Linked DNA regions of Homo sapiens: region 1 is linked to region 2. A link is a contact called in ENCODE Hi-C data. All regions are on one chromosome and are shown on one strand. The core of a region is the stretch at or near the end of the contact, and the rest is flanking DNA. Distances in the headings are between cores, read along the strand shown. Region 1 holds the start of RPS14 (ribosomal protein S14). Region 2 has its middle 26 kb from the start of SLC6A7.

Region 1 (6,362 bases), core at 1,756-4,255, 230 kb before region 2:
TGGGTGCGGTGGCTCATGCCTGTAATCCTAGCACTTTGGGAGGCCGAGGCTGGTGGATCACCTGAGGTCAGGAGTTCAAGATCAGCCTGGACAACATGGTGAAACCCCGTCTCTACTAAAAATACAAAAAATTAGCCAGGTGTGGTGAAGGGCGCCTGTAATCCCAACTACTTGGGAGGCTGAGGCAGGAGAATTGCTCGAACCCGGGAGGAGGAGGTTGTGGTGAGCTGAGATCGTGCGACTGCACTCCAGCCTGGGCGACAGAGTGAGACTCTGTCTCAAAACACAAAAGATACAGGTTTTCATTACACATTTTAAAAATATATATATTGGGTCTCACTATCGCCCAGGCTGGAGTGCAGTGGTGTGATCACAGCTCACTGCAGCCTTCACCTCCCAGGATCAGGTGATCCTCCCAAGTAGCTGGGATTATAGGTGCAGGTCACCATACCTGGTTAATTTTTCTATTTGTTGTAGAGAAGGTGTTTCACCATGTTGCCCAGACTGGTCTCCAACTCCTGAGCTCAAGTGATCCTCCTGCCTCAGTCTCCCACAGTGTTGGAATTATAGGCGTGAGCCACTGAGCCCTGAAGTTTTCAACATACATTTAAAAATGTACTATTATCGGCCAGGCGCGGTGGCTCACATCTGTAATCTCAGCACTTTGGAAGACCGCGGGGGCTGGATCACCTGAGGTCAGGAGTTCGAAATCAGCCTGGGCCAACATGGTGAAACCCCGTCTCTACTAAAAATACAAAAAAAAAAAAAAAAAACTACCCGGGTGTGGTGGTGTGTGCCTGTAGTCCCAGCTACTAGGGAGGCTGAGGCAGGGGAAGGCAACAGTGAGACTCTGTCTCAAAAAAAAAAAAAAAAATGAATAAAAATAAAAATATGCTATTATCATCCCATTTCACAGATGAGAAAACTGAAGCCCAGAGAGGTTACAATTTTTGCCCAAAGAACCATAGCTAATAACTGCAGAAACAATAAATATGTTGATTAAATAAAGTGGAGTTTGAAAGCAGTGACTTTGATGGTTTCTGGGATAAAGATAGGCTTCCCTGTGGAAAAATTTGTCCTGAGGTGATTGTGTGGGCTGCCTTCAGCCATAAGATCAAGGCTTGCTCCCTCCATGAAGCCACATGAGGTTTGGAGGTCTGTTTAATACAACTCTTAATCAAAGCGGAACTCACTCCACAATACTCCAGTCTCTGCTAACATACTGGGAAGCTCATTAAAACAAAAAAGCCCTCTCCTTCAAAAAATACAGACATTTCACAGAAGAGATGCAAATGGTTAAAACAATCCGTAAAGAGATGTCTGACGTCACTCATCATCGAAGAAATGCAATGCAACGAGAAGGTATGTTGAGGCTGGGTGCATTGGCTCACGCCTATAATGCCAGCCCTTTGGGAGACCGAGGCGGGTGGATCACCTGAGGCAGGAGTTCGAGACCAGCCTGGACAACATGGTGAAACCCCGTCTCTACTAAAAATACAAAAATTAGCCGGGTGTGGTGGCGCACACCTGTAATCCCAGCTACTCGGGAGATGAGGCAGGAGAATCACTTGAACCCAGGAGGCGGAGCTTGCAGTGAGCCAAGATGGCGTCACTGCACTCCAGCCTGGGCAACAAGAGCCAGACTCCGTCTCAAAAAAAAAAAGAAGGTATGTTGAGTTTTTCAGTTTAGCAGAATAAATTTTTTTTTTTTTTGAGACAGGGTCTCGCTGTGTCACCCAGGCTGGAGCCACGGGATATATTTATATATTTAAAATATATTTATAATATTTATATAGTATGTAATACAAAAATACTATATATATTCCATATAAATATTACATATAGTACATAGATAAAATGTATCTACCGCTTGCCTAGCTCTGTGAGGTACACTTCTTGGCCCTTCCCCACAGCTCCGACATATTCTCCCAAGCCTTCAAGGTCCTTCAATATTGTTATTAGAGGCTGGGCACGGTGGCTCACGCCTGTAATCCCAGCACTTTGGGAGGCCGAGGCAGGTGGATCACGAGGTCAGAAAATCCAGACCACCCTAGTCAACACGGTAAAACCCCGTCTCTACTAATACACACACACAAAAAATTTGTCGGGCGTGGTGGCACGCGCCTGTAGTCCCAGCTACTTGGGAGGCTGAGGCAGAATAGCTTGAACCTGGGAGGCAGAGGTTGCGGTCAGCCGAGATTGCGCCACTGCACTCCAGCCTTGGCTACAGAACAAGATTCGGTCGAAATATATACATGTATATTGTTATTAGAGGGCTATGTGGAAGTAGCTATTAAACACGAGGGCTTTGAAGCTAGAATTCCAAACCCTTCTGCAAAGGTGTGCTCTCAGTTAACATCCTTTATCTGTAAGAGGGAAATCAAAATTATTTGATAATGTCTTGAGGAGTAAATGAAGCAATGCATATAAACTGTTTAGCCCAGACCGGTCTGAAAATACATATTGAATAATTTATTCTTATTTTGCCCATTATATAATATGCCAAAGTAAGTGATTACGGTGTGTTTTCCCCGACTATGTTGCCTAGGCTGGCCTCGAACTACTTGGACGAAGCGATCCTCAGCCTCCTGAGTAACTGGGACCACAGGCCGGCGCCACCCTAGCTTTAATTAAGGCCGTTTTGTTGTTGTTATTCCCCTGCTCCACACAAGGGGCGCTGCCGCTCCAAGGCTGCCAGGGCGGGAGTCAGGATGGCGGAAGTCTGTCTAGCCACGACCACCGCCATCATGGAATACAGGCCCACCTCACCCCGCGGGTGTAGCCGCTTCGTACTGTCGCTTAGGCCGACCCGCTCGCAGCGACAACCAGCCCTCTACCTCTTTTCGCTCTCCCTTAAGTAATAAACCGTCTTTCCTTATGACGAGTCTTAAACTCTTTGGGAGGAATAATGCCGGCGTCTTCCGGAACCCGACCTCGCCCCGTGACCTCAGAGGTATACTTCCGGGACACGGAAGTGACCCCCGTCGCTCCGCCCCCTCCCACTCTCTCTTTCCGGTGTGGAGTCTGGAGACGACGTGCAGGTAGGAGGCCCGGGCGCGACAATCGGGGGGCATCCTGCGGCGAGGGGACCCTGTGGGGCTTGGGACGAGAGACGGGGGTCTTTCCGTGGGAACCGAGCTAGGTGCCGGGCAAGAGACGCGCGGCTGGCCCACCTGGATCCTGGCCAACTCGGGATTGAGTTCGTTCCTGGTCTCAGAAGGCCCGTTTTGCTTTCAGGGAGGAGCTTGTGAAGTAAGGGTGAGTGCGGGTCCAGCCTTTTAAGGCCTCGGCCCCGCAATACGGCCACGGCCACGGCCGCGTTTGAGCTGCACAGCGTAGTTGAGGGAACCCGGGACAGACGTGGGCTCCCGCCTCTACCTCGCCAAACTTTTTTCTTGGTGATCGCAGGCCCACGCCTAATCTCGTTTGTTTCCTCGTTTGCAAAATAGGAATAACAATAGCACCGATCCCATGGGTTTGTAGTGATCATTCAAAGAAGGAAAGCAGGGAAAACTCTCGCACTATGTTGGATGCTTCTAAATCTGGGCGATTCTTTCCGTTGCTGAGTCGGGCACGTTGCAAGTTCTGGGCGCTCAGGGCCCAGCACCAATGTTTGCTGTGCGCTTGCCCTGCGTTTATATACTCCTGATGACCACTCTGCTCGTTACTTTAGGGGATGTTAGGAACGGAGAAACTGCAAATTGGCATTTACTGAATGGCCATCATGCCGAAACATACTCATGCTTACGTATTTGAGATATGCTGGAGCCTTTCTATGCTTCTCGAGGCAGAACTTTGGGCTTCTCTCCTGTGGCGCGTTCCTTACAATAGTTAACGCACTGGGTCGTGCTCATTGGTCTGATTTGAAGATAGGAACATTTAACTTCGTACACCCAAGACTTACACTTGAAGTACTTACTGTGGTCACACACTTAACTAAAGTTTATATAGGGAAGGCAGAGGAGAGATCTAGGAACACCTGAGACAGACTAGGGTAGTTATTTGTGGTGTAGAGGCATCTTGGCAGGAGGCAGAGAGTGCTGGGCTGGGAGTCAGGACACGTTGTTTCTATGTTTGGTTTTGCCACTGTCTTTACTGTGACCATAGGCTGAGACACTCTCTATCTTCACCATCTGCAGGATATCGATTAGTGTTAGTGTCTTCTGAAAATGTTAAATTGTTCTGAACACCAGGAGGTTCAGAAGGCCTGGGGCTTTAGGCCGGAAGCAGTCTTATCCTAGCCTTCCACTTTCTCATTCATTCTCACCCGCCTTCCTCCTGTCAGTTTCTCTCTCCCTTAGATCTTGTGACAGTATGATTGCAATTATTATGAAGGTCATAATAGGTTAGAGTTATTTAGTCTCAGGACCCATCAGATTTCTGAGATGGGTCTTTTCCATTAGCCTGCCTTTTGGATATATTTTAGTGCCTTTGATATTTGATGTTGGTGACAAAGATTTAGTTCTAAATAGTTGTGGGAGTCAAATCAGTTGCATTTTTGAACATTTTGAAGGGATCAGGTGGAGCACAGGAAAACAGGAGATGAGAGGCTTGAGGGCTGTGTTGGTAAGGGTCCCTTGAATTCTAAGCTGAGGAGTTCATGCAGGAATCAAGCAGCTCCCTCGCCCCATGAAGGGTGTTAGGAATGGTACCAGTACATGGGTAGCTGTTGGTCTTGGGTTTCTTCTTGCCTTTTGGGGTGCAGCCTTCAGGCATCTGCTGCTAGATCCCTAGGCTTCTATCTTGTAGGTGCTGTGAGCTGAGCTGTTGGTAGTTTCTGGGGAAAGGATACTTCTCATGGTACTTTGCCATGTGGCCACAGTTGATACCCCCCCAAGTGCAAGGAGAAAGAAGTTTTAGTGAGGCAGAAATGAGAGAATACAGTAGAGTATTGGATGGAAGAAGACAGGGACATGAAGCAGGACTAGGGTTTCATTTAATAGCCAGGGGAAAGGGATTCTGGAAATGTTTTGTCTGTTAACCTTGAGTTTCTTTTCCTTCCACTCAGAAATGGCACCTCGAAAGGGGAAGGAAAAGAAGGAAGAACAGGTCATCAGCCTCGGACCTCAGGTGGCTGAAGGAGAGAATGTATTTGGTGTCTGCCATATCTTTGCATCCTTCAATGACACTTTTGTCCATGTCACTGATCTTTCTGGCAAGTGAGTACCTGGGTGGAGAGGCATCCAGCTGGCAAAAGGCTGAGGAAGGCAATGGCTGGGACGGGCTAGCAGTTCAGGGGATTCTCTCTAAAGAAATGCTGTTTTGTCCAGGTAAGAAAATGTGCTTGTCCATTTAGCCCACAAATATTGTGATTTCCCAGGGGTTACAAGAGAGGAGACACATTCTTCGTCCTTACAGCGTGATGGTCATTGAATCCTTGGTTTCTTGGGAATTATCTTCTTTCCCTAGTTCCCTTTGCAGGAGCAGCAGTGGACTGCAAGTGGGCTCTGGGTGCGGGTTCGACGGCCATTTAGCAAGTTGTGACTTGTGTGAAATCACTCAGATTCTGAGTTTTGGTTTCCTCATATGTAAAATTAGGACAGTAATGTCTACCTTGTGGAGTAATGGTAAGGATTAAATGCAAAAGTAGATATATAAAATGTTAATACTGAGTATAGCTATATTGGGCCATTCAACCCCACTGGACTGAACTCCATGAGGGCAGAGCCCATGACCATCATCCTCCACCATGACTGAGCTGTGTTGCTCTTCACTCATTAGGATATCGTAAGCACTCCTTGTTGGACGAGGAAGAAATGACCCTGTGCTTTTGTCCCCAGGGAAACCATCTGCCGTGTGACTGGTGGGATGAAGGTAAAGGCAGACCGAGATGAATCCTCACCATATGCTGCTATGTTGGCTGCCCAGGATGTGGCCCAGAGGTGCAAGGAGCTGGGTATCACCGCCCTACACATCAAACTCCGGGCCACAGGAGGAAATAGGTACGAGTCGCAGAGGGGATGGCTGGGTGGTAGAAAACCTGCTGGGCTTGGGTGCTGGAGCACCTGGATTTGAGGTTTGGGTTTTTTGTTGTGACCTTGAACAAGATATTTTAGGCATATACATACTTAATAATTGGCTCCTGTGTACACCCCCCAGCAGCTCAGTGTTGAGCACCCACTGTATACTAGGAGCTGTGTTTCAGGTACTAGAAGAGAGTGATGGGGAAACAGACATGGTCTCTACCCTCCTTGTGTGGGACCGAGGCTGGTGGGAGAGTCAGACTTTAAACAACAGAGCACCAGGGAGTATGTGGTTTTCATTTGTGACAAATGCCAGGAAGCACAAGTAAGGAGTTGGTGATAAAGTGTAATTTAAACTAGGGTCTAAATGATAAGTCCGGAGTCCTTCCAGTGAAATAA
Region 2 (5,854 bases), core at 288-2,787:
AGGAAAGGTGCCCATCGGAGCCCACAGTTCCCTCTAGACCATACTCCGGGTGCCTGGCACTCCAGAATCCCTGCACCAGCTGCCTTCCGGGTCTATCCTCACTGCTGGTGTGTGGAATGGCCAGGGGCAGTGTCTATAGGGAGTGTGCCCCTTGCACACAGGGGAGGACCTTCACAGTAAGAACACAGGCCAAGGCTGAGAAAAGCAAGAGAGGCTTGGGGGCTTCCATTTGCCACCTTTGCGGATGATGTTTTAAATTTGAATTAGATGCCAATAGTAAAAAATGAAGAGTTTTTTATTATTGCGGACATCACCGATGTCCTCAAGGGTTTAGTGGCAGGCGTCCTCCCAGCCCTGCCTTCACTTGCCCCAGTGGCTCCTGCCTGGCCCCTGCAGAAAGCTTTGAGGGCTTGGGTGGTCATTGTGTCCCTTCACCAGCAGGTGGCAGCACAGGAGCAGGTTTCAGGCAGTCCTTGGCCCTAGTACGTCTACCATGCCCTGTGAGATATCCTTTAACTCTCAAAAAGTACCGACTCCACTTAAAACACTATTATTATCTCACAGGAGAATGATGCTCTACAGTTCACAAAGTGCTTTCACAACACCTCTTGTCCTAGTTACAACAGTCCTATTTTGAAGATGAAAATGATGAGACTCAAAGGCAAAGAGACTTCTTGCAAGACTCTGACCAGTGCTCACCCCAGCCTTCTAACTCAGAGCACAGTGCTCTGTTCCCTCCAGGGGCCTCCCCTGCCCTGGTCGGTGCTGCCCTGTCCCTGGTCTCTGGACAGCCAGCGAGGAGTGACTGGGATTCTTAGGACCTCCTCCCCTTTTGACACTCTGTCCCCTTCCAGCTACTGTCTTCTCTCTCGGTTGTCTACACCCACAGTCTCCATACTCCAAAGGGCACTGCAGAGGGCCATTTCCCTTGCATTTTCCCACTGAGCGCACTGTGACACCTTCTCACCCTTCAGGACATGGCTCCAGCATCTTCTCTGGGAAGTTCCCTCACCCTCCCCAGCCTCCCCCGTCCCTGGGCTAGGTCCCTCCATGGGCTTCCACAATCTGCTCCACCTTCCTCACCACAGATCTCTGGTTTGAAGTCACCTAAGCAAGTTTCTGCAGAACTGTGTGCTCCTTGAAGGCAGGACAGCATCTTGTCCGTGCTCCGGATGTACGTGGCAGATACTGTCATTCTTGCATAGAGAAGACCCCTAGCAGATGTGCCCCTGGAATGAAGGAGGAGTGGAGGCTGTGTGGGCATGAGTATTCCACCCACCCAGAAATAACAACGGTTAACAGTGGGAACTGACTGAGTGCCAGGCACGCCCCACCTCTTTTATAGGTGCTCTCTCAATCTTCAGCATACCCCTCCACTGAGGGCACTACTATTCTCTTTATTCCGTTAATAAGAAGGTGCCCAGAGGAAAGGAACCCACCCAAGATGGCCCAGGGCACGAGGGAGGGAGGTGAGATTGAGGCTCTCAGCTGCTGTGAACACCTGCTTCCCACACCTGCTTCCCACACCTGCTTCCCTGGGGCATGCTGTGGCTGGGCTGGGCTCCAAGGAGGGCTCAGTGATAAGCTAGACCTGTCTCATGACTTCTGTCCCCCAAGAATCTCTGATGCCATTCCAGACAGTGAGAGACATGCAAAGAGCAAGAACTCAAGGAAGGCTGGGATGGGGGCTGGATCTGGAGGTGCAAAGTGTGCAGGAGCCCAGAGGAAGGAGAAGGAGAGATGGTGACTGGGCTGGATAAAACTTCGTGGGGTGCTTGATGGGATGGAGGCAGGGAGAGTGTGGAGGCCAGAGCAAAGGCTGGGAGCCCAGAACTGTGGCGGCAGGGTGAGCAGAACAGGCTTGGGAGGAGGCCATGGGGGCCGGAGGTGTCTAAGGGCTGAGTGAGCCCCGAATCTGCCATGATGTGGTGCCTTCTCAGGGCATGGGTTGTGCTAAATCTTTCAGGAAACATCCCCTGGCAGGTGCTGGGGGGTGTGCATAGGGCAGGGTGGGGCAGGTCCAGTCCCGTGGAAATGCCCTCTCCTTGTCCTTCCTCCTGGGACCAGCCCTGCCCTCCCTTCTCCACCCAGGGCCACCAAAGTCTCAGAGGCCACTTCCCTCAGGACGCCCTGGCCCAGCCATTCCTTCCCAGACCCAGGGCCTCAACTGGAGGTGGAGGGAGCTGGAGGGGGATGACTCCTTCCTTCCAGGAGAAAAGGGAGGACTGTCAGCATCCTCTCCCAAAGTGACCTTGGAGGAGTCACATCCCCTCTCTGGGCCTTCGTTTCCTCATATTACAATGACACTGAACCTGTGGGCCCCATATGTGAGAACTGAGCTGGCTGCTGCAGATTCACCAGGGAGTTTGCTAAACACACAGATGTTTTGGGCCCCACCCTCACAGAATAAGAGCCATTCTTCTGGGCAGGGGTCCAGGCAGCTGTAGTTTTAGTAAAAGCCCAGGTTTGGGAATTTGCATGGAGCATCCCTTCCCCCTCCCCGCATTGTCCCCACCCCGTTTCCACAGTCACAATGGCAGCCTGAAGATGCAGTTATCAGGGAGCCCCACCCCAGGCTTCCCACTTCCCTGTCCTCCCCTGACTCAGCTAGATCAATATTGACCATAGGCCCCTCCCCTGCCTCTAAGTCCTACCACCCTAAGCCCCAAAGCTCTCTGAGACCCTGACCTCGGATCAGCAGAATCAAGGTCAAGCCAGGCTTGGGACTGTGATGATTTTATTGCTGTGCCCACGCTCACCCTGTATCCCCCTACTCCTAGTGATTGGGCAGGGCATTTGGCTCACTGGAAAAACCTTCAGGGCTCTGAATCCTTAAACTCATTCTGCAAGAGAACTGAGACTTCCTTCCTACTAGGCAGAGCCAATCCCAATCCATCTCCGAAGAGGGGTGCTGCTCCCCTCCCTAGCTCCCGTGGCATGGTCCCCAGCAGAAGGCTGCATGGAGTGGGTGGGAGCAGAGAGCTCCCTTTTCCTCACCTCCCTCCACCAAGGCACCTCTGCAGAGCCCTCTGTCCTTGTTCAACCCACTTGTTTTATAGATGGGGACACTGAGGCTGGGTCCTCAGGGCACACAGATGGTGCTGGCAAGCCTGGGCCTCCAGTTTAGCCTGTCCCTGGCTCCAGGCACACCAACTCCCAGCCTCTTTCTCCCCAGGCTGGTTGGAGGTGGGAGCTGAGCCTCAGTTTCCTTATCTGTACAAGGGAGAGCTGGCTAATGAGATGCATCCCATCTAGAGGGTTCCTGCATGCCACATTTTGTGCTAAGCACTTTGATCACATTTTAAAAATATGTATTGAGCATCTAATTTATCTCATTTAATCCCCTGCCAAGGGAAAGCTATTCTCCCCTTTCACATCTGAGAACACCGGGGTTCAGAGAGGTGAAGCAGCAGATTCAGAGGGGCCATGGAGCCAGGGTTCCACTCTGACCAGCAGATGCCTAAAGCCTCCTTGGCTCCTACTGCCCACAGTTTTCTTTTCTTTTTAGAGAAGGTTCTTAGCCTGTCACTCAAGAGATCCTCCCAGCTGGGTAAGGTGGCTTAAACCTGTAATCCTAACACTTTGGAGGCTGAGACAGGAAGATTGCTTGAGCCCAGGAGTTCCAGACCAGCCTGGACAACAAAGTGAGACCCTGTCTCTACAGAAAAAAAAAAAAAAAATTGCTGGCGTGGTGGTGTACACCTGTGATCCTAGCTAGTAGGGAGGCTGAGGTGGGAGGATCGCTTGAGCCTGGGAGGTCAAGGCTGCAGTGAGCTGTGATTGTGCCATTGCACTCCGGCCTGGCTGATAGAAGGAGAACCTGTCTCAAAAAAACTCCACAAAACAACAACAACAAAAGCAATCCTCCCACCTCAGCCTCCTGAGTAGCTGAGACTACAGGCACAAACCACTAAGCCTGGCTTCTAAAAAATGTAGAGATGAGGTCTTGGTACATCGCCCAAGCTAGTCTCGAACTCTTGGCCTCAAGCGGTCCTATGGCCTCTGCCTCCTGAGCAGCTGGGATTACAGGCACCAGCCACTGAACCTGGCTCCCTGGCTGCAATTTTCTAGGGTTGCTGCTCACAGAGCCTATGGACTTGAGCAGGAAAAGGCTTTCTTTCCCAAAACAAAAAGTGATTCTGAATGGGGGTGCTGAGAAAAGGCCTCCCTGTGGCCAGAGGGGGCGGGCTGCTGCTCTGTCCTGGGGGAGAAGGCCAAGGCAGCAGGAAGTCAGGCGGAGACAGAGCAGGGGGGACTGTTGGCCAAGGATCCGCAGACGGGCAGCCAGCCCTGGATGCCCTTCCAGGGCAGGACCAGCTTCAGCGAGGACTCAGGCCCCAGAGGGAGTGGGCTGGAGCTCAAAGAACCAAACTTTCCATGAGCCACCAGCAAAAAATGAGTCTGGAGGAGCCTGTCTACCGCAGACCCTGGGGCTCAGCAACTAAGGGTCACGTGGGATTCTGAGGGGCCTGCAACTGTCTTAACTCTTTGCTGGATATCCCTAGAGCCACCCAAGAACTGTGTTCAGTTTGATGCTTCATGGTGCAAAGCTGTGAACCAGCCTTGTGGAGTCACTGGGGCGACTGAGAGATGAGGAGAGTCCAGTCTCTGTCCTGGAGGAGTTGGTAGTGGGACAGAGATGGTAGACACAAGTGTGTTCCTCCAATCAATAAATGTGTATCACATGCCCACCAAGCCAATGGGTGATGCTGCTACGTGGTAGGAGCTGTCATTGCCCACATTTTACAGGTAAAAGAATGAGAGCTTAGAGAGGTTAAGTGACTTCCCCAAGACCACACAGCCAGGGAGGAAATAAATCCAGATCAGTGTGGCTGAGCAGCCTGAGGCCTCTGCACCATGCCCTGCTGTGGCCCCAAAGCACTCTGGGGTCCAAGGAGAGTCTTCACTATGTGGAAACAAAATGCACTGTCTCAAAAGGATGTGAGTGCCCTGGGCAGGCAGGGCTGGGCTGTCAGGACTCACCAGATGTCGGGCTGAGTCAGACCCCCTGAAGATTCTAGGCGTCCACATCTGGTTAGGGAATTGAGGAAGGCTTACAGGGGAGGGTATATTTAGGAGGGACTTAAAGGATGGCTAGGATCCCAACGGGTGGGCGGGAAGACACTGGATCAAGGCGGAAGGCCCTGCCTAAGCCAAGGTTGGAAGGCAGGACAGCCGGGACCTGCTCAGGAGCATAAGCTGGGCTGGGGTGATGGACAGGAACACAGGGCTCAGGGCCCACTGAAGACCAAACACTCAGGTAACCAGTGTGACCCCTGGAGCCTGTTGACCCTCACTTGGCCTCGGGAATATGGCTGACCTAATGGTGTGGGTAGGAGCCCCTGCCCCTCCACTGCCTTCCCTCCTTCCCCGCCACAGAGACCACACGTTGGCAGTGGCTGTGTATAGCCAGGCTTCTCATCTCAGCATTTCCTGGTGCCCAAGGGCACCCTCTAACAAGCCCCAGAACAGGAATGAAGGGCCCCGGGGCAGCCTACCCCACACTCCAGCCAGGCACGTACGATGCCTCCCAAGGCTCCACACCAGCCTCCCAAGTTCAGGGGTCCATGGACACACAGGTCAGATGAGACCGGACATTAGAGGACTGAGTGAGGGTGGAGAGCCCTGGGGTCCGGCCTCAGCTCCAGAACATTCTCCCCATGGGACCTGGGTAAACCCTCTAGGCTGCTCATCCCTTGAGACTGCAGAACAGTCAGCCTGCAGAGAGGCTGACAGGAGGCCCTAACTGAGCTGGGCTTACAACTTTTTTTTTTTTTTTTGAGATGGAGTCTCTCTCTGTCCCCCAGGCTGGAGTGCAGTGGCATGATCTCGGCTCACTGCAACCTCTGCCTCC

What was found. Hi-C counts contacts between places; a loop is a spot of excess contacts on that map. Pooled maps may share reads with other maps.
Region 1: a loop to region 2 is called in a pooled map, with 3 times the contacts of the local background. The contact joins the promoter of RPS14 here to the enhancer-like site in region 2. A Hi-C loop is called at or near these places in 1 of 50 pooled maps.

What each region holds. Positions count from the first base shown.
Region 1 is chr5:150,446,382-150,452,743 of GRCh38, reverse strand. It overlaps RPS14 (ribosomal protein S14), which reads left to right and starts at 3,005. Exons shown (of 5, transcript NM_005617.4): 1 at 3,005-3,041; 2 at 5,009-5,159; 3 at 5,781-5,942. The coding sequence starts at 5,011. RefSeq lists enhancers at 2,617-2,936, 2,550-3,488.
Region 2 is chr5:150,212,919-150,218,772 of GRCh38, reverse strand. No RefSeq gene overlaps it. Among named protein-coding and RNA genes, the nearest start is that of SLC6A7, 26 kb to the right of the region's middle. Within about 2 kb of position 1,537, at least 2 of the 41 ENCODE cell types and tissues checked have a DNase peak (open chromatin) inside an H3K27ac peak, as active enhancers do.